Regions from separate parts of the Homo sapiens genome. Here all the other regions are linked to region 2. Evidence: chromatin loops called from intact Hi-C (ENCODE). Cell type or tissue: heart right ventricle. All regions are shown on one strand.

What was found. Hi-C counts contacts between places; a loop is a spot of excess contacts. Peaks named below come from ENCODE experiments on the same cell type or tissue, not always from the same donor. Only the 100,000 strongest peaks of a DNase experiment are listed, where the experiment ranks them.
Region 1: it touches region 2 in a loop (3.0-fold over the local background); 63 of 110 quality-filtered maps call a loop at or near these places.
Region 3: it touches region 2 in a loop (19-fold over the local background); 51 of 110 quality-filtered maps call a loop at or near these places.

Annotation. Positions count from the first base shown.
Region 1 is chr5:127,481,945-127,489,944 of GRCh38, forward strand. No RefSeq gene overlaps it. Among named protein-coding and RNA genes, the nearest start is that of PRRC1, 32 kb to the right of the region's middle. In heart right ventricle, no CTCF peak of the experiment used is centred here; no DNase peak of the experiment used is centred here; H3K27me3 peaks cover 875 bases.
Region 2 is chr5:127,286,640-127,294,639 of GRCh38, forward strand. It overlaps MEGF10 (multiple EGF like domains 10), which reads left to right and starts at 4,157. Exons shown (of 25, transcript NM_001256545.2): 1 at 4,157-4,417. It overlaps LOC105379199, which reads right to left and starts at 4,097. Exons shown (of 4, transcript XR_007058921.1): 1 at 3,939-4,097. In heart right ventricle, a CTCF peak has its summit at 3,462 (motif pointing right); a DNase peak (open chromatin) is centred at 3,467; H3K4me3 peaks cover 1,470 bases; H3K27me3 peaks cover 4,433 bases.
Region 3 is chr5:127,438,926-127,446,925 of GRCh38, forward strand. It overlaps MEGF10 (multiple EGF like domains 10), which reads left to right. Exons shown (of 25, transcript NM_001256545.2): 18 at 1,814-1,942; 19 at 4,073-4,201; 20 at 6,532-6,768. Among named protein-coding and RNA genes, the nearest start is that of PRRC1, 75 kb to the right of the region's middle. In heart right ventricle, CTCF peaks have their summits at 3,360 (motif pointing left) and 3,562; no DNase peak of the experiment used is centred here; H3K27me3 peaks cover 639 bases.

The sequences.
Region 1 (8,000 bases), 200 kb after region 2:
TAATGAGGCATATCTGACCCCCGCTTTTTATCACTGCCTGAACCAGTCTTTCAGGTTACATTTTGCAGTGCCTGACCAAGGAAGGAGTCCATTCAGATGGTTGGGGGCCTTAGAAGTTTTAGTTTATATTAACATTATTTAAAAATAAATTTTATTGTGTATATTTAAGATATACAAGATGACGTTATAAGAAACATAAATATGTATTTATATATAACAGTGCATTCATCTTATTTATCTTACATATATATGTGTATATCCATATATACATATATATATGGTTACTATAGTGGAACGAATTAACATACCCATCTTCTCATTGTAAAAAGTGAGGCCAAGCTGTAGTATATGGTGAAGGATGCTCTGACACCTGGGGCTCACATAGTATCAAAACTGGCTGCAGAAGCAGCATTAGAGCTTGAGGGTAACAACTATCACTTCTCCATAAATCTGAAGTGATAACCATCTCATTTCTTGAGTGTCATGATCAAAGTCCCCTTAGGTCTACCCTCTAGATTGAAATATTTAACTTTATTAAATATTACCTCAAAGGTATGGGTAGAAAAAATATTCACATAATTTAGGGCTGCCTAGTTCTGCAAACTCCTCCAGAAACAAAAACCTACCCTCCTTAACATTCCTCCTTCCTTAACATGAGTGCAGAACCTGTCTCCTGTCTGTTTCCTGCCTTCTTCTTCAATGCCTTTCTGGCCTAGGCACTAGTCTGTGAATCTGTTTTCACAACCAGAATCACCTCTGCTCTCAGTTCTACAGTTCCAGCCCATCTCCTCTGTCCTCCAGCCACGAAATCTCTCAGACTCACTAGGGATGGGGCCAGTACCTGCATTTTTAATAAGCTACCTCCCCAACCCTGCCCCAAAAAGATTTTAAAAAATGTTTAATTAACACATACTAATTGTGTATATTTATAAGGTACACAGTGATGTTTTGATACGTACAATGTGTATTGATCTAATCAAGGAATAAAACATATCCATTATCTCAAAAATGTATCACTTCTTTGGGCTGGGAACTTTCAATATCCTCTATTCTAGCTATTTGCAAAAATATACTACTGTTAACTATAGTCATCCTATAGTGCTATGGAACACTAGAGCTGATTATTCCTACCTTGTTATAATATTGTATCCTTTAACAAATATCTCTCTGTCCCCTGGTTCCCCCTACCTCCAGGCTTTTTATAATCAGCATTAATTCATTCATGAAGGTGGAACCCTCATAACCTAAACACCTCCCAACACTGTTGCATTGGGGATTAAGTTTCCAACACATGCTTTTTGGGGGACACATTCAAACCATAGCAACTATGTTACTGCAATTTTAGAAGTGAATCTTTTTAACATGAGTTAATGTGATGTTATAAACCATGATATTAGTTGATGACTAAGGTCAAATGTGAAAGGTAATTTAGTATTTCCTTATATTTATTCCTTCTTTTTTTTTTTTTTTTTTTTTTTGACAGAGTCTCACTCTGTCGCTCAGGCTGGAGTGCAGTGGTGCGATCTCGGCTCATTGCAAGCTCCGCCTCCTGGGTTCATGCCATTCTCCTGCCTCAGCCTCCCAAGTAGCTGGGACTACAGGCGCCTGCCACCACGCCCAGCTATTTTTTTTGTATTTTTAGTAGAGACGGGGTTTCACCGTGTTAGCCAGGATGGTCTTGATCTCCTGACCTCATGATCTGCCCACCTCAGCCTCCCAAAGTGTCTGGGATTACAGGCGTGAGCCACCGCGCCCAGCCTATTCCTTCCTTTCTTAACCAAAGAGAAGCTCTCTCCTTTATCAAATCCACATTATTTCATTTGTCACAAATTTTAACTCTGATCTTAAAGATACAAGAATGATACATAATTTCAGAAACAACATTGTGAATCATAGGTACAAGGTAACTGACATTTACTGTAAAAATAAAAAAGCAAGTATAGGAATTACTTATTGGCAAAGTATACATTACAGTATGGATATACTCCAGAATCTCTAGAGATGACTCTTTTGTTCTTAATTTAACAAATGTTAACCAAGAATTAACTTTGTGTTAGCCACCAAAAGTAGACAAATAAATAGACTTTAGTTTAAATGTGGCTTGGTAAGCTATATTTGATCCCTTGTGCTTCATTACTTTTCATGAACTTAGACAACAGCCATAACCCAGATCTTCTATCTGTGGAGAAGTATTGCTGAGAGCAGAACAAATTGGACATGGTCAAGGGAGGAAGCCACAAGAAAATGTATTGTTTTCTTCTAATCATCTCAGGCAGTGAGTTCTCTAAAACTCAGAGTTCTCCAAAGATAGGTTGAACTTCCTAAGAAGTCTTATTAATAAACCCTTGTTTGGAAAAGTACAACTAATTTGAATGTGTATGGAAGCTGTCATACACATTCAAATTAGTTGTCTAAGTTCATACATACTGTAATGTATACATTATAGCCACCAAAAATCCAATGGTACAGTTTGGTGAATTCCTCATCTCAGTGGGAAATGTGAGATAGTGTATTAATTCTTCATTTTTGCAGTAAAAATTTACATTTTTATAGATGCTGTCTAAAGTTGATAAAGGAATAAAAATTTAAGTAAATTACATCAAGTTATAAATCCACTGAGGAAAAAAAAGAAAACAAACTTCTAAAATGGTAGGAAAAGCATGGACACACAAAAGCAAACAAAACACATCAATAGAGCAAAATATTAAAATCTAAAAAAGTATTGAAAACAGAAGGCATAAAACAAAATGGCAAAAAAAGATCAAATACATATGCCACATACAAATGTAAATAGTATAAACATTAACATCTCAGTATAAATGATATACAGGCAATATAAACAACATACAGATAAAAATAAAACAACTATGTTGGATATACAAAATACATATAAACAATAAAGTGTTTGAAATGTTACAAGTGAAGGTGTAAGTAAAATATTACAGGAAAATATTACAGGAAAGTATTACAGGAAAATATTACAAAAATCAGGAATTTTAATGTTAATATCAGACTGCTAAACTCAGGTAGGTAACATTAAATAAGACCAGAAAGACAACTTATATCAATAAGTGGTTCAATAAACTATTTATCACAATAAATATAACATCAGAATTTATAAATCAAAATAATAAAGAAATACAAGAAAAATGATAAACATTATAATAGTAAGAGGCTTTAACTCCCAAAGTCAGTTCATGAAAAAGTAGACAAACAGATCAGAAAAAAAGAGACTAGAAAGGACTTAAAGTAACTTAATAAGATGAATTGAACTTTATACTCTGAAGACAAAGAATACGCCTTGCATTCTACTCTTGTAATATTTTCTAAAACTAACCACAATTACACTACAAAATACCTTATAAAATATAACTAGTATATACACATGTTTTTAAATGCTCAAATTCATTCATTACTTTAAAAAACACAGATTTAGATAAGACGTCATGTTTCACTTACATGATTGGAAAAGGTCATCATGTTTGGTGATACACAGCATTGTCAAAGTCATGGGAAAAAGAGACTATCATACACTGTTGATGGAAGTAAAATTTAGTGAGGTTCAGAAATATCTTACAAAATTTAAGTGATAGCCTTTTTTAACTTAGAAATTCTATTTTAGAAATTTAGCATCCAGTTATACTCATATATGTACATAAAAATGTAATTAGTATGTTTATTGAGGTCTTGTTTGTAACAAAAGCAACTGGAAACCATCCAAATGTTCATTCATAAGAAATTTGTTAATAAAATATGTCATATCCATAGATCATAGGCTCATGTGAAAAGTTAGGCAAAAAAATACTGTTAAAGGGAAATAAACAGTGTTCAGGAAAGATCATGTAACATACCACCATGTTATAAACATTTTATATGCACAGAACATTTCTTGAAGAACATGCACACGAAAACCAATGGTAATTTCTTCTGGCTAAAGGACGGTCATTCTGTAGTGAGAAGGAAAGTTGTTTTTTTATTGTATATACTTTTGTACTAATTTTTGTTAACCATGTCCAAATATTAGATTTGCAAACCTTTTTTTAAGTAAACAAGGAATGAGAGAGACATTGTATGTGCCCATGAGGCACTTACAGGATAATGGAGGATACGAACATTTACATGAAAATGACAATACAATGTGAGAAATAAAATCGATTTTGTACAGATTGAGTGTAGAGGAAATGCCTAATTGTGATAGTGATTTTCTTATAAAAGCAAGGGAAAGTATTGTACAATGCCCCTCCCCCTTTTTTTTACTGTTAGCATACAACTTTCTAAGAAAACAGGCCTCATTTACCAACTTGAAACACAGGACTCAATGGTACCTAAAACTGCTAGATTCTCGTGAACAAAGGAAGCAAATGCAAGCAAAATCCAAGAGGAATTGTTACTAAATCAAATATGCCTTCTCCCTGTGGGGAAGAATCGTCCTTTAATACAGTCTTCTCTGATTATATTCTCCCATTCTCTCCTTTTATTTCAAGTCATCTTTCAGGCAGGGTTGAAAATTCTGTTCATGGTTTGCTGCTATCAATAATGAATGTAAAATATGTCCCCATGAGTATGGTCATGGACTCTGTATTTTAAGCGAATTCTCCCATCCTGGGTGATGGTCTGTCCTGATGACTGTGTCCTCTGTGGCACTGGCTTTGCCACGTATGTGACACAATGGTGGCGGTGCCATGGCAGTCAAGCTGAAGGCCATTTGCACAGTGTGACATGCCTCCTTGCTTTGTGCACTTCCAGTGGCTTTGATGATGTGATCATCAAATAGTCCATTGTTAGAAACAAGAGACCACTTCATCTTGACATGGACAAAAGGGGTGAATTACTGAAAAGCTCGAAGGAGTTAAGTTTCTCACAATAAATAAACAGGCTGGGAAGCATTGACAGCAATATAATCCTTTAGAAACACATTGATCTTTGGGTTTCTGTGCATTGTCTGCTGGAGTTCAGAATTCTACGCTTCTGGCAGAAAAAAAAATAGTGGAATGTTTAAATGCATGAAACATAATAGCTTATTGTAAGGGTGAAAGTATTGTGTTAGCAGGCCCCCATTTGACAGGATTTCCCTCAAAAGTTTCAGAAATCTCATGTTGAATTTTGATGCCTTTCATGATAAAATGCATTTCAACTCCCATATCATTGCACTCCTGCACTATCACAAACAGATGCTTGATTGAATTTTGCATTACTACATGTCTCATTACTCTTTTTTCCTTGCAGTCTACCATTTAGTATCACCAAGAAATATTTTAAAGTGGATTTACTATTAGAGTTTGTTGTTAGTAAAGACAATTCTATGAATTAATATAGTCAAAATGAATAGGAAAAAAGCCATTAGGAAAATCTATTAGACAGGTTCTCCATTGGGCCCTTCAAATTTCTATTTGGTAAAAGTGGAAAATATCTACGGCAGGAAATTCATATCATGTTTCACTATTTTCAACAAAAGTTTTGTTTTCAACAAAAGCCTAAGAAAAAAGAAATAAAATAGCTGGCATAAATAGAGATTCACAAATCTTCTGAGTGGAAATCACAATTATATCAACATTACATTCTATATTTCCAAAAAGATTTTTCACCTAAATGAACGTTACAAAAATGACATATCATAACTTATAATTTTTAAATTCTATACTTTAGTTCTGTCATCGATCTTTCATCCTATCATATTAGAAAGCTATCTCAATATGAAACTGTGCCTCTTTCTGTATTCCATAGCAGATAGAGTTTAGATGATGTTAAAGAAAAAACAAATTGTTGCAATATTATTTTATCTTAATTTCAACAACCTCCTTAAAGCATATATTATGACAGTGCAAAGATTGTAATCTAACCTGTGTGAAACAAAGATAAACTTTAAATTCATTCACATTAAGAATTTAGTTTAATTCAATGATATAATAAATTCTTAGATTTTAACCCCTCTTTTTCAATTGAAATGATTTTACACTCATATTGAATTACCGTTTCACTTGAGAGATTTTACTAATGCTTGTTTTTCTCTGTCTGTATTTATATAACTTGTGAATTCTCTGCAACCAATTAATGATCCAAATTGGCTTTTCCTTGCCAAGATGTGTGCTATTTCCTTCTACCATGGACTGTTGTCTTCATAAAATGAAAAATCATTTCAATATTGACTTCAGTAAGACATACTAAGACAAATGGCCCCTGAATAATAATGTCAGACTTTTCAAAGCCAAATGGAAATGAATTTCAGATCATCTTCTGTTTGTGATTATCAGCACCACTGCTCTTCCCATTAATACAGGTAGTAAGAGCTAAATCTACTTTTCCTTAAATAAATCAAAGGTAGTGGTTTATATCAAGGTTTTTGCCAAGTTTATTTGGTTTCTGTTCCCACTCAATCATTAATCTATACTTTCTGACAAATGTTTAGCTCAATATCAATTTCCTATCTTCCTGCTATAAGAACCCTGTTCAGCTTAGTATTCCCAATACCTCACCGAGTGCCCTGCCAGTAGTTTATGCAAAGCTGGGTAACTACCAGCATACATGCCAGTCAATGTTCTAAGCTCTACATTATTGACTAATTTCATATTCACAACATGGAGAATTAATGGTAAGAACCATTATTATCCTCATTTTACAAGTGACAAAACAGAGGCTAAAGAACTTATCCAAGGTCATAAACTAGGTGGTGGAGGAGCCAGCTTTTAAACCTTTAAACTCAGGCAGTCTGACTCCAGATCCTGGGTTCCTAACCACTAAGGTATGAATTCTCAAAAATATTAATTTTATACAACTGACTGATTTCATTGAGTACTTTCACAGATAGCATGGCCAAAATGCTGAAGGGGAGAAGAGAAAACTTTCTTGGCCAATGATATCTAATAAGTCAACACAGCGGTCCCCAACCCTTTTGGCACCAGGAACTGGTTTCAGGGAAGATGATTTTTCCATGGATGGGGATGGGGGATGGTTTTGGGATGAAACTGTTCCACCTCAGATCATCAGGCATTAGATTCTCTTAAGGAGGGCACAACCTAGATCCCTTCCGTGTGCAGTTCACAATAGGATTCCGACTCCTGTGAGAATCTAATGCCTGCTGATCTGACAGGAGGTGGAGCCCAGATGGTAATGCTTGCCCACCCACTGCTTATCTCCTGCTGTGCAGCCTGCTTCCTAACAGGCGACAGGCCAGTACGGATCCACGATCTAGGGAATGGGGACCCCTGACCTAACAGATGAGGGAGTTACATTATTTTCTCTTTCTTCTGCTAATTTGTTTTGTGTTTGTTTGTGGTGCTATGAAGGAATACACGAGACTGGGTAATTTATGAAGAAAAGAAAAAAAAAGAAAACTCAGAAAATGAAAGTATCAAAAACACAGTACAAAATATTTGAGGGCCTAAGGACATGAGACTGTAGACTGGAGAGCCCCACTGAGTGTAAAGGATAATCAATGAAGGAAAAGAAACCTCTTACCAAAGCACATCACTGTGAAATATCAGAACATGAGCAATTAAGAGATAAACTTGAAAGTTTCTGAGAGAAATAATGAAGTCATATAGAGAATGACATTGCACTTGTCAACAGAATATTGGAAGGGATAAAGCAATGGAAAAATGCTTTTAAGATTCTAAGGGATAATGATAGTTAATTTAAAATTTCATATCTTCATACCTCACTAATAATCAAGTGTGAGAGTAGGATAAATGTATTTTCAGATATGTAAGCTCTGAGAAGAATTCTCCTCCAGGCATCCAATTTTAGTAATCTGCAGAAGGATGTATTTTCCCAAAATAAGCTGGTGGACTAGGAAATGAGAAGCCATGGGGTCTAGGAAGTACAGGATCCAATATAGAAATATCAGGAAAATAGTAAAGAAAGTCCCAGGGCAATAGCCATAGGAGCAAGTCAACAGACAGTATCCAAAATAAAAAATTCAAAAAGCAGCAGAAAAAATATTATTTAGAGACAATAAAGATAATTATTAGAAGAAAGAACTAAAGTGTTTAAACTGATTGCTT
Region 2 (8,000 bases):
TAAGCAAAAATTTGACTTTAAGAAATTAAAGAAAAAAGAAGAGAAAAATAAATCTAATGTATATAGAAGGAAGGAAATAGTAAAGGTAAGAGCTAAAATCAACAAAGTAGAAAATGTGTAAGTAATAGAAAAAAATCAATGAAACTAAAGCCTGATCCTTTGAATTGATTTTTAAAAATTGATGAACTTCTAATCAAAGAGATAACAAGAAAATAAAAATGCAGACCAATAATTTTAATGAGTATAGACACAAATATCCTGAACAAATTTTAGCAAATCAAATCCAACAGTATATCAAATATATAATACATTACATGGACCAAGTAAGCTTTAACCCAAGAATGCAAGGCAAGTTTAATAAGCAGTTCAGTTAACTAACAGAAAAAAGGAGAAAAACCGTATAATAATTTCAACTGATACAGAAAAACATTTGACAAAATTAAATAGTCACTCATGGTAAAATAAACAATTTCTAGTGAACTATAAATAGAAGGAATTTCTCAATTAATAAAGGGAGTTTAATGAAACTTACAACTAACATCCTACTTAATGGTACAAGACAGATTGCTTTGGTTTATGATGAGCAACAAGGATGGGATACTAAATTTTAGCATTTGTATTCAATGTTGTACTGGGCATCCTATCCAGTGAAATAAGGCAAGACAAATAAATAAAAGAAGCAGAGCATGTAGAAAATCCTAAGCAAACTGAAAAAGAAAAACTACTAGAACGAATAAGTAAATTTAGCCATGTTGCAAAATGTGAGGGTACTGCACAAAATTCCACTGTATTTCTCCATACTAGCAATGAACAATTGGAAACAAGAACTCAAAAATAATTCCATTTATGAAATATTAAAAATAAAATACTTAGGGATTCATTTTTTAAATTGTGTGTAATACTGCCATGTTCAAAGCTACAAAATATTGCTGAGAAACATTAAAGAATACCTAAATTAATGGAGAGATAAATGTTCATAGGTTAGAGGAATCGATATTTTTATGTCAGTTCTCCTTAAATTGATCAATGGATTCAAGGCACTCTCAATTAGAAAAGTGAATTTTTAAAACATTGACAAGCAAATTCTGAAATTTACATGGAAGATGAAAACCAAATAAAAACAAAAACAAAAGCTGAAGAGTTGAACAAATTTTGAAAAAAAATAAAAGCACAGTTGGAAGACTTATTACATCTAAGTTGGAGTCCTATTATAAAGTTATAGCAATCTGAACAGTATGGTTTTGGCATAGGAATAGAAATATAGATCAAATGAAAGGAATAATGAGTGAATCCTGAAATAGACTCACTCATCTATGGCCAATTGATTTTCAATAAAGGTATCCAGTTACTCAATGGGAAAAAAGATAATCTTCTCAACAAATGGTGCCAAAACAACTGGATATCCATGTAGACAATAATGAACCTCAGCCCTTACTTCATACCATACACAAAGGTTAACATCAAATAGATTGTAGACCTAAATATAACAGCTAAAACTATAAACTTCTATAAGAAGCCATAGAAAATCTTCATGACCTTGGGGTAAGCAAAGATTACTTATGTAAAACCTAAAAGTACAACACACACACACAAAAACACGCTTGATAAACTGGACTTTATCAAAATTAAAAACTGCTGTTTGAAAGACACTATTAAGAAATTGAAAGACAAGAAACAGACTGGGAGTGTATATTGGTTATATACATATCTAACAAATGCCTGGTATATAAAGAACTCCTACAACTCAATAATAAGAATCCAAAGACTTGATTAAAAATTGGGCAATAAATTCAGACACTTTATCAAAGAACAGGTGGCATGAGAGCACATGAAAAGCTGGTAAACATCTTTTATGGTCACCATCATTAGTCAGTAAGGAAACGCAAATTAAAACCACGATGTGATACCACTATATACTTACTAGAATGGCAAAAATAAGAAGACAGAAACTACCCAGTGTTGATGAGGATGTGAAGCAATTATCATATCTTGCTGGTGAGAATGTAAAATGTTTTCCACTTTGGAAAGCAGTTCATCTTTCTATATAGTTAAACACACAGTTACTGTAATAATAATTTTACTCCTGTAAGATAAGAAAAATAATAATGTATGTCCACAAAAGGACTTGTTAAAGATTGTTCCTAGCAGCTTTATTCATAATAACCCCATATTGAAAACATCCCCAATGTCCATCATTTGGTAAACTGGCAAACAAATTGTGGTATATCCATACAATGGAATACTACTCAGCAATAAAAAGGAACAAACTTCAGATACAGGCACAACATTAATGAGTTTCAAAAACATTGTGTGGAGTGAAGGAAGTCAGACACAAAGGAATATGTAAGTGATTCCATTCATATGAAATGTTAGAAAAGACAAATCTAATCTGTAGTTACAGAAAACAGCTAAGCGGGCCAAATATGAGGTGGGATAGAAGTTGACTTTAAAGGGGTGCAAGACAACCCTCTGAGGTGATGGAATTGTTCATTATCTTGATTGAAGCAGTGGTTACATGGGTGTGTACATTATTCAAAACTCATGAAGCTGTATAATTAATATGAGTGTAATATATGGAATGTAACTTATCCCCCAATAAAGTTGATTAAAAAATTAAAAGGAAAGTGGGGCAACCAAGTTTCATAAAGCAAAATATCTTTGGGTAATAAGTGGCATGAACTAACAGCCAATTTCCTTAGAAAACAGCCATATGGATTAATCACCTCTAGAATTATTTGTGCCTGTGCTGCCCAGATCAAAGTTCCAACTCCTGGCAGAGAGGGCCTGAGGGGCTTAGCTGAGGTCAGTTGCTCTCTTCTGGACAGGGAAAAGCTGGACCATCCTGACTGACCTTCCACCCAGACTGCTGTCCTTGTGGCAGGGATGGTATCTCAAAGAAAAATGGAGGTACTGTTACCAGAGAAGGGGCAATGATGACTGCTAAACAAACAAATAAACAAACACCAAAACAGTCTTCCCCTGTGTATTTCCAGGGAGAGTAAAGAGGATGGTGAGGGGCTTCAAACATATCTATGTTCATTCATTCCATTCATTTATTCACTCAAACATAATATGGAGTCTGTACTATTTTCCAGGAGCGTTATTGAGTAGGGACTCGAACGCTCTTGAAGTCTCTCTAAAAAGAAAGAGTTCTTATTAATGGGAGGAAGAGAAGCCTGGTAGGAGATGGTTACCTGGAGTGGTTATGGGGCTTAAACCTGTTTTTGTTTTTTTGTGGGGAGAGGGGGATAGAATTCAACGACACAAGAAAGAACTTTGCAGCAGTCAAATTTGTATCTTTTGGGGTCCTGTAAAAGCTGGAAAACTCTTTAGTCTGGAAGAGGAAGATGGACAGTCAGAGAAGCAGATTCCAGAATTCATGTCCTGTCTAACCCACAAATGGAAAAGCCCGTTCATGGTTTTAACATTCCATCACTGGGCCTCCCGGGGCCTCCTCGGCGAGTCGGCAGAGGGAGCCATTCCCCAATAAATTGCCGCGCGAGGCCTCCGAGGACCTGGGGGGATTTTCCTGCGCGTCCGGGGAGTTCTCTCTCCGCCCCTCCATGGTAAAGCAGACTATCCCACCCTCCACCCTCTGCCTTCACCTCCCCGCCCCACCTTTCCATGTACTTTGCTGCCACATCACATTCTCTGGCACGGCTTAATCACCATCCTTTCTGGGTCCCACCTTTGCGCTTTCTCCCCTGACACCACTGAGGACCCGCCGTCCACTCCAGTTGGCCGCTCGGGCGCCGGCCACCGTCCCACAAATCCTTACAGAGGGTCTAGAACACCTCCCAGGGACTCTGCCGAGGGACTTGCACCCAACGTGGGTTGGGAATCAGGCGGGCACCCACTCTGACACCCCTTCGGTCACCCCCTGCGGTGACCCCAACATTTGCTAACTTCGCGACCAGGCCTTTGGCGGGGTCACCCACCAGGCGGTGGAAGCCGCTCAGGCAGGGGCGACTCACGATCGAGGTGCAGCAGTCAGGCCGGGAAGATCCTGCATGTTGCGCTAGGGACTGCGCGCGGCGCCAAGCGACAACCCCCCAGCGGCCACTGCCCCGGCAGCAGCAGCTGCAGCAGCGGCAACTGCTCGAATCCCGGCCCCGGCTCGGGTTACCCGCCCCCACCCCCTCCAGCATCTCGGGCCAGACAGAGAAAACCTTGTTCAAGTTTGCAGCAAGTACTTTCCCGGTGCGCAAAACTGGGCGACTGGGAACGCGTTGAGACGTTCCTCTTTCCCGCTTCTCCACCTTTACGCCTGAAAGAAGACTCCCAAAGATTGCTTTCTTCTGGGACGCTGCTTGGACGCTAACCGCGTTGATTGGAACAGATTTTGTGTCTTGGCTGGCTTTGGGTGAAGACCGGGGAGAAAAGGTTGCGCTGCGATTCTCAAGATCTCTGGACCTGGGTAAGAGTTGGGCAAACTCAACTCCGGCGGCTCCTGGACCTTGGCCGGACGCCGGAAGGCTTCTCATGGGCGGGGGTCACATTTTCCTTAGCCAGGGTACCGGGGTGCGGCGTGAGGTGGGGCGAGATGGGCTCAGTCTGCGTTGTTCATGCGCTTCTTAAGGGTTTATTGTTGTTTGCATTTGGTTTTGTTACATGGGATTGTGTAGGAAAATCCTGGAGTATTTTTGATGGAGAGACATCCTCATTACGCATTTTATTTTGCATAATTCCTGCCCTTGTATTGCCTTACCTTGTGTTTGTTTCATTTTGCCGGGCGATATAGCTGGATGTAGGGAGATTTGTGGGGAATCGGACTGAGCTTGAAAGGCAGTTTCAGCTGGGCCCTTTCTTCTAGGTCAGTTGAACTTCCTTTCTGGGATCTTCACTGTTTTCTAAACTTCTCTTTCTCCCGTCCTTGGTATTCAGATTGTGCAGATAACGCTCTAGGCTGGCGGGATGCTCCCCTTTCCTGAGTTCTCAGCGATCAGTAGGGGTGTGAGGTCGCAGTCTTAGACCAAAGGGGCCTTGTCAGTATGCTTGGCTCCTTAAGGAGTGCTGGGAGGGACGGTTTTTCAAGTGATAGTTACTTAAGAAAGATAAATCCGGTGTTGATCTTTTTCTTTTAAATTCCTTGTTAGAGGACTTTTACGCCTGGTTTAAGGAAGTGTTTTGGCCTTAATTTTCTTTCTGGAAGTATTTTTCTTAGTGACACCACTGAGCAAATGAATGATGGCAATATCTTTGCTGCTTCTTTAGAAAATATCCTCACGCAAGGACCCACATTATTTAGGAGAAAGTCAAAGTTGGAGATCTTATTAGCCAAAATTAGCCATTATTATTGTTCTTAGGCTGTGATAACCATGCTGTGCCAAGGCAGAAGAGAATGACATTTCTTCTTGTTCTTCTTGCCTTACTCCTTTATATCCTGGGTCTCACTTTGTGTATAGGGTTCCCAAATAAAAATGCTTCATTCCTTATGGACAGAAATACTGGGGCCAATTTATATTATCCAGAAATGTCATCTTCCTGACACGAGTGCTCCAAGAGGTCAGCTTGCAGGGAACTTTTAATTTTACCACTGAGAGTTCAAAGAGTTCAGTTGGTAAACTCTGGGCACCCGCCAGCCTGGGTTCAGCTCACAACTCTGCCACTTTTCAGTTCTGTGATTTTGGGGTAAGTTACTTAATCTGTTTATCCACATATGTAAAATCAAAATGATAATAATAGCACTTACATCAGACAATTGTTAAAGGGATTAAGTAAGTTAATGCATGTGAAGGACTAACAAGCCTGACACATAGTAGGCACAAATTAGCTTTATTATTATTGTATAGCTAGCATTAACTATTGTTGTATCCCTCTAGTATAGCTTCTATTAGCTGTCAGTAAGTGTTAGCTATTATTCCTATTTGGATGGACTTTGAAGACTGTGCTCATCTGTAAGCTTCACTACCACCTATTGTCAAACTTAGCTCAGACATGATCTTTGTATTGCTTTTTTGTTGTGGCACTTTCAGTTGGAAAAATAAAGGTGTATATGGCAGAGCTGGAATTTATAGGGTGGTGGGTCATGGATGGGCACCAAAGACTACTTGGAACAGGTGAGGAGGTGGGAAATCTACACTCAGTTCACAGCCTGTATACCTCCTTGGAAATCCTTTACATTAATATACTTTCTTTAACCTATTTTTTAGAGGTCACTCATTTGTTCAGTAAGTATTTATTAACCATCTATTACATGTCAAGCACTGTTTTAGGTTTTATATTTTAAAAATGGCTATGCATGAGTATTGGCTTTATGTGCCTCCTCCCATTTCAAGTGTGTGACCTAGCACTCTATAAATTAAATCCCAAGTATTTTTAGCTACACAATTTCCATACCTGTTAAAATGCTCATAAGAGCACATAAAAAGCACGTATCATTGAGAAATTGAACAAAATATTCCCTATGACCTCAAGCAGATTGCTTTTCTCCATTTAGGCATCAGTTTTATTATGTATAAACTTGTGTTGAGAGGTGGGGAAAGAGTAGAATAACCTCCAGTGTTCCTTCTGGCTCCAAAATCCTTAAATTAGCTGCCTTACTTCATTGGTGGCTGTTTTTGAACCCCCACTTTTCTCTTTTAACATTTGTTTTAGGTACATAAATTACGTTACTTCCATCTTTGCATATTCATCAAAGTGAGTAACAACATCGATAATTAATGAAAAGGGAAAAGCGTTTATCTCTGTCTGTCTTTCACTATTCTCAGACTTTGGTTTATACCAGAAGCATGAAGTGGGGAGATTTGTTAAAATATTAGAGTGAACTATGAGAAATTGCTGATATTTGACCATTTTTGACCTAAATAAATGGCAATTTTGTATGGTTCAAACTATACAAACCCTAATCCCTTCTGCCTTGATTTAGAAGTAGTAAGTCTTCTGTGAGTTGTGAGAAGTCTGCATTTTTACAAGTTCCCCAGGTGATTCTAATGCAAAACTCAAGTCACATGCTCATTTAGCAGCAGTGAATTTACCTTCTTTGTGATTGTCTGCTTGGTTTAATAGTGTATTTCTAAAATGCAAATCTGATCATGTTATTCCCTTGTTTAAAAATCTTTGGCAGCTCTCTGGATGGTGAATGTCAGTGTTACCTGGGTGCATGTTGAAAATATAGATTCCAGGGCTTCACCCCAGAAGTAAGGGCCAGTAATCTGCATTTTGAGATCTCCAGGTGAACCTGGTAAAGCTGACGTCAGATCACATTTGGAGAAACACTGGCTTACAGCATAAAGTCTCACCTCCTTACCGCTATACACAAGACCACCTTTGCAGCACTTCTCAGGGTTATTTTCTGCTTCTCTGGTCCCCAGCTCTCCAGCTCCCACTGATCTTGATCTTGTTACTATCTCAAGAATACGCTGTGCACTTTCACTCTTCCATGACCCAGCTGTATATGCTGTTCCTTCCTCTGAAAATGTCTTTGACCCTCTTTCCTGTCTAACCAACCACTTACCACCCATTCATCTTTTAAGACACTATTCAAATCCCTTTGAAGACTTTCCCTCTGAAGTTTTTCCCAATTATCTCATAAACTTAGCGATATCTCATGCGAGTTCCCATTCTTGTGGATAGATTTAATATAGCATAATCACATTGTATCAGCCATATTTATTATCTGAATGTTTATCCCTAACAGATTGGTGAGTTCATCATTCCTTATTGTAAGCTCTTATACAAGTGGCTGGCCCATAGTAGTTATGGAATAAATGCCTAGAGAATGTTGGAGAAAAGTAAATGGATGAATGATAGTCAACATTTTCTTAGCAGACAAAGTGGTTGGGACAGTATTGTATACATATGGAGGGTGTGGAAAAGCCAGTTGGGAATTTCCAGTTTGGCTAGACATAGCCTAGGAAGTTAATAACTTCAAGTGGGGCTGGGCATGGTGCCTCACGCCTGTAATCCCAGCACTTTGTGAGGCTGAGGTGGGAAGATCACTTGAGGCCAGGGATCCTAGACCAGCCTGGCCAAAATGGCGAAATCCTGTCTCTACTAAA
Region 3 (8,000 bases), 150 kb after region 2:
CTCACTGCCTGATTTAATGTGCGCTCTTGGAAAAGGTGGAGTTCCGTGTTTTTCGAATGGTAGCAAGCTTCAGAATCACCTGGAGGACACAACAAACACAGAAGCTAGTTCCATCCCCAGAAAGCCGGAAGCAGCGAGTCTGGGCTGGCACCTGAGAATTGCCATTTTTATCAACTGGTAGTAATGCCAGGCTGGGACCATGCTTTGAGAGCCACTGCCCTAGTTCTTTTCCCCATTTTGTAATTCATAGCATCCTAACCATTTTTTCTTCCATTAGGCTTTTAGCATGATAGGATATAGTGTGCAAAGTACTTACTCCAAAGCTGAGCATCATTGGGGAAGGAAGATCATTCTCTGACCTCTTACCTTCGGTTGAATAAAGGAGACAAGAAAGGAAGGCATGTGTTATGGTTAAGTACTAATAATAGCGTATATTTTAAAATAATAGCAAGAAGCTGAGGAGGACAGATGGGTCTGAAATTGAGCAATTCTTATTTAATACTAATTAGAGTACATAATTAAAGAATAGGCTGAAAAAGTCTTAGAAACTTTCTAGAAGATAATGTAGACCTTGAACCAAGAGTTGAAAAGGATAATTGGCAAGGAAGGTAGCTGGCCCAAGCATATTCTTCAGAGTTCGTATATCTATAAATATTGTTTAACTTCTTAGAGAAAGGTACTTGTAAGATATTATTTATAATTCTAAAATTAGAACGTGCTTCAAAGAGAGAACCCTTTTTCAAGTGCAAGTAACATGATATAGTGGGAACAACATGGGGTCCAGAGCCAGACCTCCCTGTGTTTGAATCATGGCCCTGCCGTCCTGCCAGTTGCCAGCTGTGTGACTTAGGGTACTTGGGGCTTAGTTCCTGTCTACAAGACGGGAATATCCATCCCTGCATTTCTGGCCTGCTGTAAAGATTAAACAAGAGAACGCATGAAAAGAATCTGGCACAGAGTAGGTGCTAAATAAATGCATGACAGCAGGGAGTCATCGGTGCATACTGGCATCTGGGCACTGCCTCTGCTTCTTGAAAGTTCCATAAGAAAATGAGAAAATGAAAAGCATATGTAATATTTGGAAACAATCATTGAATCAGCCTGCATTGAATCTTTCATCACGCCAGAGATCCCCAAGACACTCTTGCAGGGCAGCTGCCAGCCCATGTAAGCCAACAGAATTTGTGGGTGTCTTTAGCTCAAGAGACTCGCCGGTCTAAGCATTGAAAATCATGCAGCAGTGTGAAGGGTTATTGCTTTTTACAAAGCACCTGTGAAGTACAATTGTTTTTTAAGGTAAGCATTCTAGTACACCTCTTCAGGGAAGTTGATATTATCTAAGATAATAACAGATACAGTGGACAAGGCTAGTAGCAACAATAGAGATGTTCTGTACTACAAGTAAAAGCATACAGGTAATTTTAATATAAAGTACCCGTCTCAGTCCATTGGAATTTGAGTCCAGGATTCTAGTAGAAATGTGAAAGAATGAAAGGAAATGTCCTATTCTTCCAGGATTGAAGGGATATTTTGTTAGAAGGCACTAGTCTTGCCTCCAGGGGTACCAGTGATGGTTACACTGACAGGAATGGAACTCTTCTGCCTCCTGCTTATGAATTACAACCTCCTTGCAAGAGCCCTGTCTTGGGACTTCAAAGAAGCTCTTGTGGCAAGCTCAGATATGTACTATTCACTGTATTCTCTGATGGCTCAGTGTCATTCAAGTTTAAACACAAATATGTTGGAGGCACGAGCCTCCAAGTGTTTCTCTTCAGCAGCCTCTTGACTCCTACTGTCCTCCCTCCTCCCACAGGATGTCCTCTAGGGTTTTATGGAAAAGATTGTGCACTGATATGCCAATGTCAAAACGGAGCTGACTGCGACCACATTTCTGGGCAGTGTACTTGCCGCACTGGATTCATGGGACGGCACTGTGAGCAGAGTAAGTATGAGAGTGTGGCATCACTGGGTGGTATTTTTTTCCTCTAGAATCACATTTCCTAGATGCCAGGAAATATTAAGGCAGAATTCACCACTCCGAGGTTGTTTGAGCTGATGGCTGGTTACTTCTCAGCATGACTGACTTCCCCTCCCAGAGGTCAGGCCTCCCTGGGATCATCGCTGGTTACTCACTGCTCTGGGCGGAGGAGGTGTGACTACAAGAATGAAGACAGAATTCAAGTTTTCCATTCTGTTCTTTTGGGCTCTCCCTTCCTCTCCTTCTTATTTTTGGAATGTGGCTGCTCAGAGCCTTAAAAGATCCAGTCGAGCTTTCTTCATGGCAGAGGCAGAACCCGGGTCTCACATTGGAGGACAGTACATTCGGTGGGGAGGAGGGCTGGTGGCCCAGGGCCAATCCCTGTTGCTGGTGAGGGAACACATCCATGCAAACATTGCCACCCTTTCAACAACCTTCTCTAGATCGTACTTTTATACTGCTTCCATTAACAACTTCTCATCTTAGTCTTAACAACCTTCCAGACAACATACTGCCTTAAAATTTTGTTTAAGTCCCACTGGGGGAGAATATGCCGTTGGAATTACTCATCCTTATTTTTTTATTTCCACCCCACTAGCTATGCATCCCCTCACAGAGTTATAAAAACATTAGTCTTAATAAAATTGAATATTGCAAATTAGTTTATTATTCCTTTCCTCTATGACTTTCTTTCAGTATTCACGATAAATAAATAAGGGCTTAGGGCTGTATCAGACCCACTTTCTTATGATAAAACCTTTTGGGCGGGAAAAGGTGAAGAACAATTCCTGTTCACCAGAGGTTGTACTCTTGGGAAGGATCTGCCAAGATTATGGCCATAGGAGTGGTGTGGCCTGGAAAGATTGATCAGGATAGCAGGACTCTGACAATAAAGCACCCCTCCCCACCCCACTCCACTGGCACCTCACAGAGCCACTCTGAACCTGGTTGCCTCAATTTTATGTGCTAAACCCTAGGGTATTTTTGCATATCCTCTTTCTAGCAAATATAACAAAAGTGACGTCCAGGAATCAGCTCACAACAGAGACAGCCCAATTTTAGTTTTGCATCACTGTTTCATTGAGTCATGAAAACAGATCCTGACTGAGTGACACAGTTGCATACATAACTCTATTGTGCATATAAATATTGTGTGTTTGTGTATAAATGTCTAAATATGCATGGAAACCAGAATAGGCTCAAAATTTTACTTGAATGCCAGATGACTGGTTAAGGTCTTATTAAATAAGAAAACCTCTTAAGTGCTTCCATGATTACTCTCAACAGCAAATTAAAGTGTCCCTATTTTTGGAGACTTCTCCCAATGCTTATTTGTAAACAGAAACCCTGTGTTTGACAGAGAGTTCTAATAATAATAGCACATTGCCCCCTGCTGCTCACTTTATGAAAAATATCAATATTTTGTCACGAAGATTTTTAGATTTAACATGCTTACACTATCCTTTGAAATTCATGCCTAACTCTTATTAAGACCGCATAGTAAGAATCCTATTACTTTCGTCTTCAAGACTTCAACAAAATCCAGAGTTTGAATCACTCCATAGCAAATGAAGTTCTTACCTAGAAAATCAGCAAAACTTGTTGTTTGCATCTTCCCCTATTCCTGGCTAATTCAATTGAGAATGTGCGTTTATGAAGATCCCTGAGCCTACAGTAAAATATATATGTTCTCAAGAAAGCATCTTTAGTGCTCTTCAGTCTAGGCCCCTTCCAGCCTACAGTTTTGCCTGGTGGACTTGTATCAAATTGCCCTTAGTGATTATCTTCATCTGTTCCATGGGAATTCCACAGACTCTCCATATACACATCATAGAGGTAAGTATGTAGCAGCTGAAAGTGTCAGGAGCTCTAATGTTGAGCAGCCCTGTCTCTAGCCCTGTGCAGTCTGGACTGTGAGTGCCACCATGATTCCAGGAATGCTGTCCAGTTCTGGGACACTCTTGGGGGTACAAGTCAGCCTCAATAGGAATCCCCTGAAAGGACTCAGCTCTAGATGTGCAGGGCTTGCAGTCAGAGACAGCCTTGCTCCAAATTCCCAAGGTTGGAAAGCTACATTTGACTTTCCTTCTCTAGAGTGCCCTTCAGGAACATATGGCTATGGCTGTCGCCAGATATGTGATTGTCTGAACAACTCCACCTGCGACCACATCACTGGGACCTGTTACTGCAGCCCCGGATGGAAGGGAGCGAGATGTGATCAAGGTAAATATACTAGCTAATGTTTGTAGCACTGCAGTATTGTGTGAACACCATGTACCAGGCAATGTGAAGTATTTTCACTTATGTTATCCAGCAGAATCTTCACCACAACTCTAAATGGCATAATTGGTTACTTATTTAATTGCCAGATGAATGCCTTATTGTTGCTGTCCTGCAGATAAAGAAACAAAAGCTTAGAGAGGCTGAGTAATTTTCCCAAAGTCACATAGCTAATACTAGAATATGTCACAGCTTTTGTGCCAGATTTTTGTTATTCCAAAACTCATGAACTTTCTACTGGGTCTATGATTTTTTTTCAGCTTTATTGAGGTGTAATTGATACACAAAAAACACACCTATTTAATGTGTACAATTTAATAAAATCTCGACTATCTATATACCTATGAAACCATCACCATAATAAATGAAATATCCATCACCATGTGTTTCCTCATGCCCCTCCCTACTTCTACCACCCCTTAAGCCCCAGGTAATCACTCATCTCTTTTCTGTCAGTATAGATTAGTTTTCATTTTCTAGAATTTTATATAAATGAAATCATACTGTACTCTTTTGGGTCTGGCTTTGTTTACTCAGCATAATTATTTTGAAATGGAACCATGTTGTAGCACATATCAACAATTCAGTTCTTTTCATTGCTGAATACTATTCCATTGTATGGATATACTATAATTTGTTTACCTGTTCATGTGCTGATGGACAGGTGGATTGTTTCCAGTTTGGGGCTATTACAGATAAAGCTGCTATGAACAAGAGTGAATCCAGTTTTTGCATGGACATGTGCTTTCATTTCTCTTGGGTAAATACCTAGGAGTAGAATAATTGGGGTATATAGTAGACATATGTTTAACTTTTTGTAAAACTTGTGCCCCTGGTTTTCAATTGGGGTGTATGTCATAACGACCTGGGAATAGTTGTCAGGTACATGGTCCTATTTGGGAAATTCCGATTCCAGGGTTGGGGACTTTGAGAAAGTGCTTCTGATGGTTCTGAAGCATGCCCTCCAGAGAGCCACAGCTCTTACTGCATGTGGTACTCCCTGGTAGGCAATAAGCAGTTGGGCTATAAAAGGCTTTAGAAAATTGATACACTGTTGTAGATGGAGTAATCTTAAACTGCAGACCATGTAAATATTTACAACATTTAATTTCTTTGGTAAAATGACTTTTACATGCTTATGATTTACATTTGACTGTCATAACAATAGAATGTGATCTTTCATTATCACGTCATAATTACAAATACTCTGTAATCTCACTACATTATCCTTGGTGGTCTGTGTTTCAGGGCAGATTGTTTTGTAAAAAGGTCCTTCAGCATTTAGAATCATAAAATCATAGGAACATTTACTTGAGCTGGAAGCAGTGACATGGAGGCCTCTTTTCTCATTTATAGATGATAAAACTGCAGCCTGAAAGCTTAAGTGAAAGTTCAGAATATCTAGGTCAATTTTTTTAGATGCCAGATTTCTTGAATCTCAACCCATGCCTTTAGCGTTATCACTTGACGGACCATAAGGAAGAACTATGTAATGCCCAATTTTGAATTTAATGAGTAAGGTATTAGGGTAATGCTATCAGGTATTATCAGGACAAATCTTTCTGTCATGGAAAATAACTTTGCACAGAACAATATCTTCTGAGGTAAAAGACCCATTGAAATTAGCAAAAGGTAGATCCTGTTCTTAGACTAGATTTATAATGGTGTTATGCTTGCTTGGAAGGAAAATTACTCTTAGAAATGCTAAGGATAGACATAAAATTTGGTTAAGCAGTTGGGACATTTAGCATTTAACTCTGCATAAGCTCAGTATTGAATAATAAATAAAGCAAAATAAAAATTAGATAAATTGTTACCCCAAATTAATTGCCAGTCTAAGTATTTAATCGGAAATATATAAGAAGCTCTCAAATCCTACTGTTGAATCTCTTTGGGTTCAGAAAATCCTGTCTCTTTCTTTATATTTTTTTAGGGACAGGGTCTTGCTATGTTGGCCAGGCTGGTCTCTAACTGCTAGGCTAGATCAGTTCTCCCGCCTCAGTCTCCTGAGTAGCTGGAACTCCGGGCACGCATCACTGTGCCCAGCTTCTGTCTCTTTTTGAGGCTTACAGCAGCCTTTCTCTGGGCATGGATAGGCCGACAACATCTGACAATGAGGAATGTTTGCTTTTTCTTCCTGCTCTGTTTCCAAATTAATGTTTTATGAACTGAAAATATGCAGGCATTAGCACAGAAGGAGGTTTTTGTAAGTAGAGATCAAACGTTTATCCAGCACATTGTCATCCTTTCTCAAGTCTCTCTTCTTTTTCTAGCTGGTGTTATCATAGTTGGAAATCTGAACAGCTTAAGCCGAACCAGTACTGCTCTCCCTGCTGATTCCTACCAGATCGGGGCCATTGCAGGCATCATCATTCTTGTCCTAGTTGTTCTCTTCCTACTGGCATTGTTCATTATTTATAGACACAAGCAGAAGGGAAAGGAATCAAGCATGCCAGCAGTTACCTACACCCCTGCTATGAGGGTCGTCAATGCAGATTATACCATTTCAGGTAAGAGCAGAGGCAGGAGAGGCATTTTGCTTCTTGAAAAGTTAAATTTCATTCGGGTTCTTTAAAACTGGGTGTTTGGCTGTGCTGTCCATTGTTTCTGTCAATTCTCATTGAGAGAATTCTATGTTTGGAAAAGGTATACATTGCTAGAGATGAGTTTTTTATTTCAACAATAGTAAATTGTCATTCTGTGGTTTGCTATAAGGGTTTTAAAATTGAGCTCATTGTGTTTGTGGTTTAGATTTAGGGAATTTCAATCCATAAGGAGCTTTGTATCCAGCCTCAAGCTTTTGTCATATGTGAGGGGGGTGAGGAGGAAGAGAGGATGATAAGTTTACCAAGGTCATGGATCAGATTAGGGACCAGTTCTCCTGTCTCTGAATGAGGGTACTTTCTATGTGCTTCCCAGCCTCTCCCTAGGCCTACCCGAATCGTTAACTGAAGGGAACAAAGTTATATCAGAAACAGCTTTTTGGTATTAGCAAGAACCAAGGCAGCCCTTTAAGAAAACTCTTGATTTTTTCTGTTCTGTCACAATGCCTCATAAAAGGAAAAATAAAATTATAATCAATCATCAGTAGAAGCAACCATTTACATGGAGGAATTTAAAAGTTTAAAATCTTTATTACTTTTTGGGTGATTATTGAAGGCCTTCTGGTTGGTTACATGTTTAAAACTACAAAATTCCGTGGAAATATGAGAAGTAGCTGATTTACATAGTAGTGCATTTTCAGTGCAGAATTATTGTGTCAAGAACTCAAGTGTTTAAAAAAAGGAAAGTTGCAGAGTAGCTTCAAATGATACCTTCCCAGCTGTACCAGCCCCAAAGCAAAGAGCAGTTATCTGTGGATACTGTGAACAAAAGTTCTCTGAAAAGGAATTTGGGGGAAAGAGATTTTATTCCAGTGAACGGTTTGCAAACCCAGGAGTTGCAGCCAGTGTAAAATGAAAGTGCAGTTCAGAGAACAAAGGGAAGGCTTGGGTTTTATAGCAAAAGTCCCCACCCAGCTTCCAATCAGGCCCTTTTAGGAAAGTGAAGGATTGAAACTGGTTTAATTCTAATTGATCAGTGCAGCTGAGTTCTGGTTGGTTGACACAGCGGAACCCTGATCCTTTGATAAAGCTAAGCCCTGATTAGCTAAGGCAGGTAAGCTCTGATTGGTTGGTTCAGCTGAGCTCTGAAAGACCCAAAGATAAAAAGCTGGGTTTTCAGGGAACTCAGAGTACAGGTG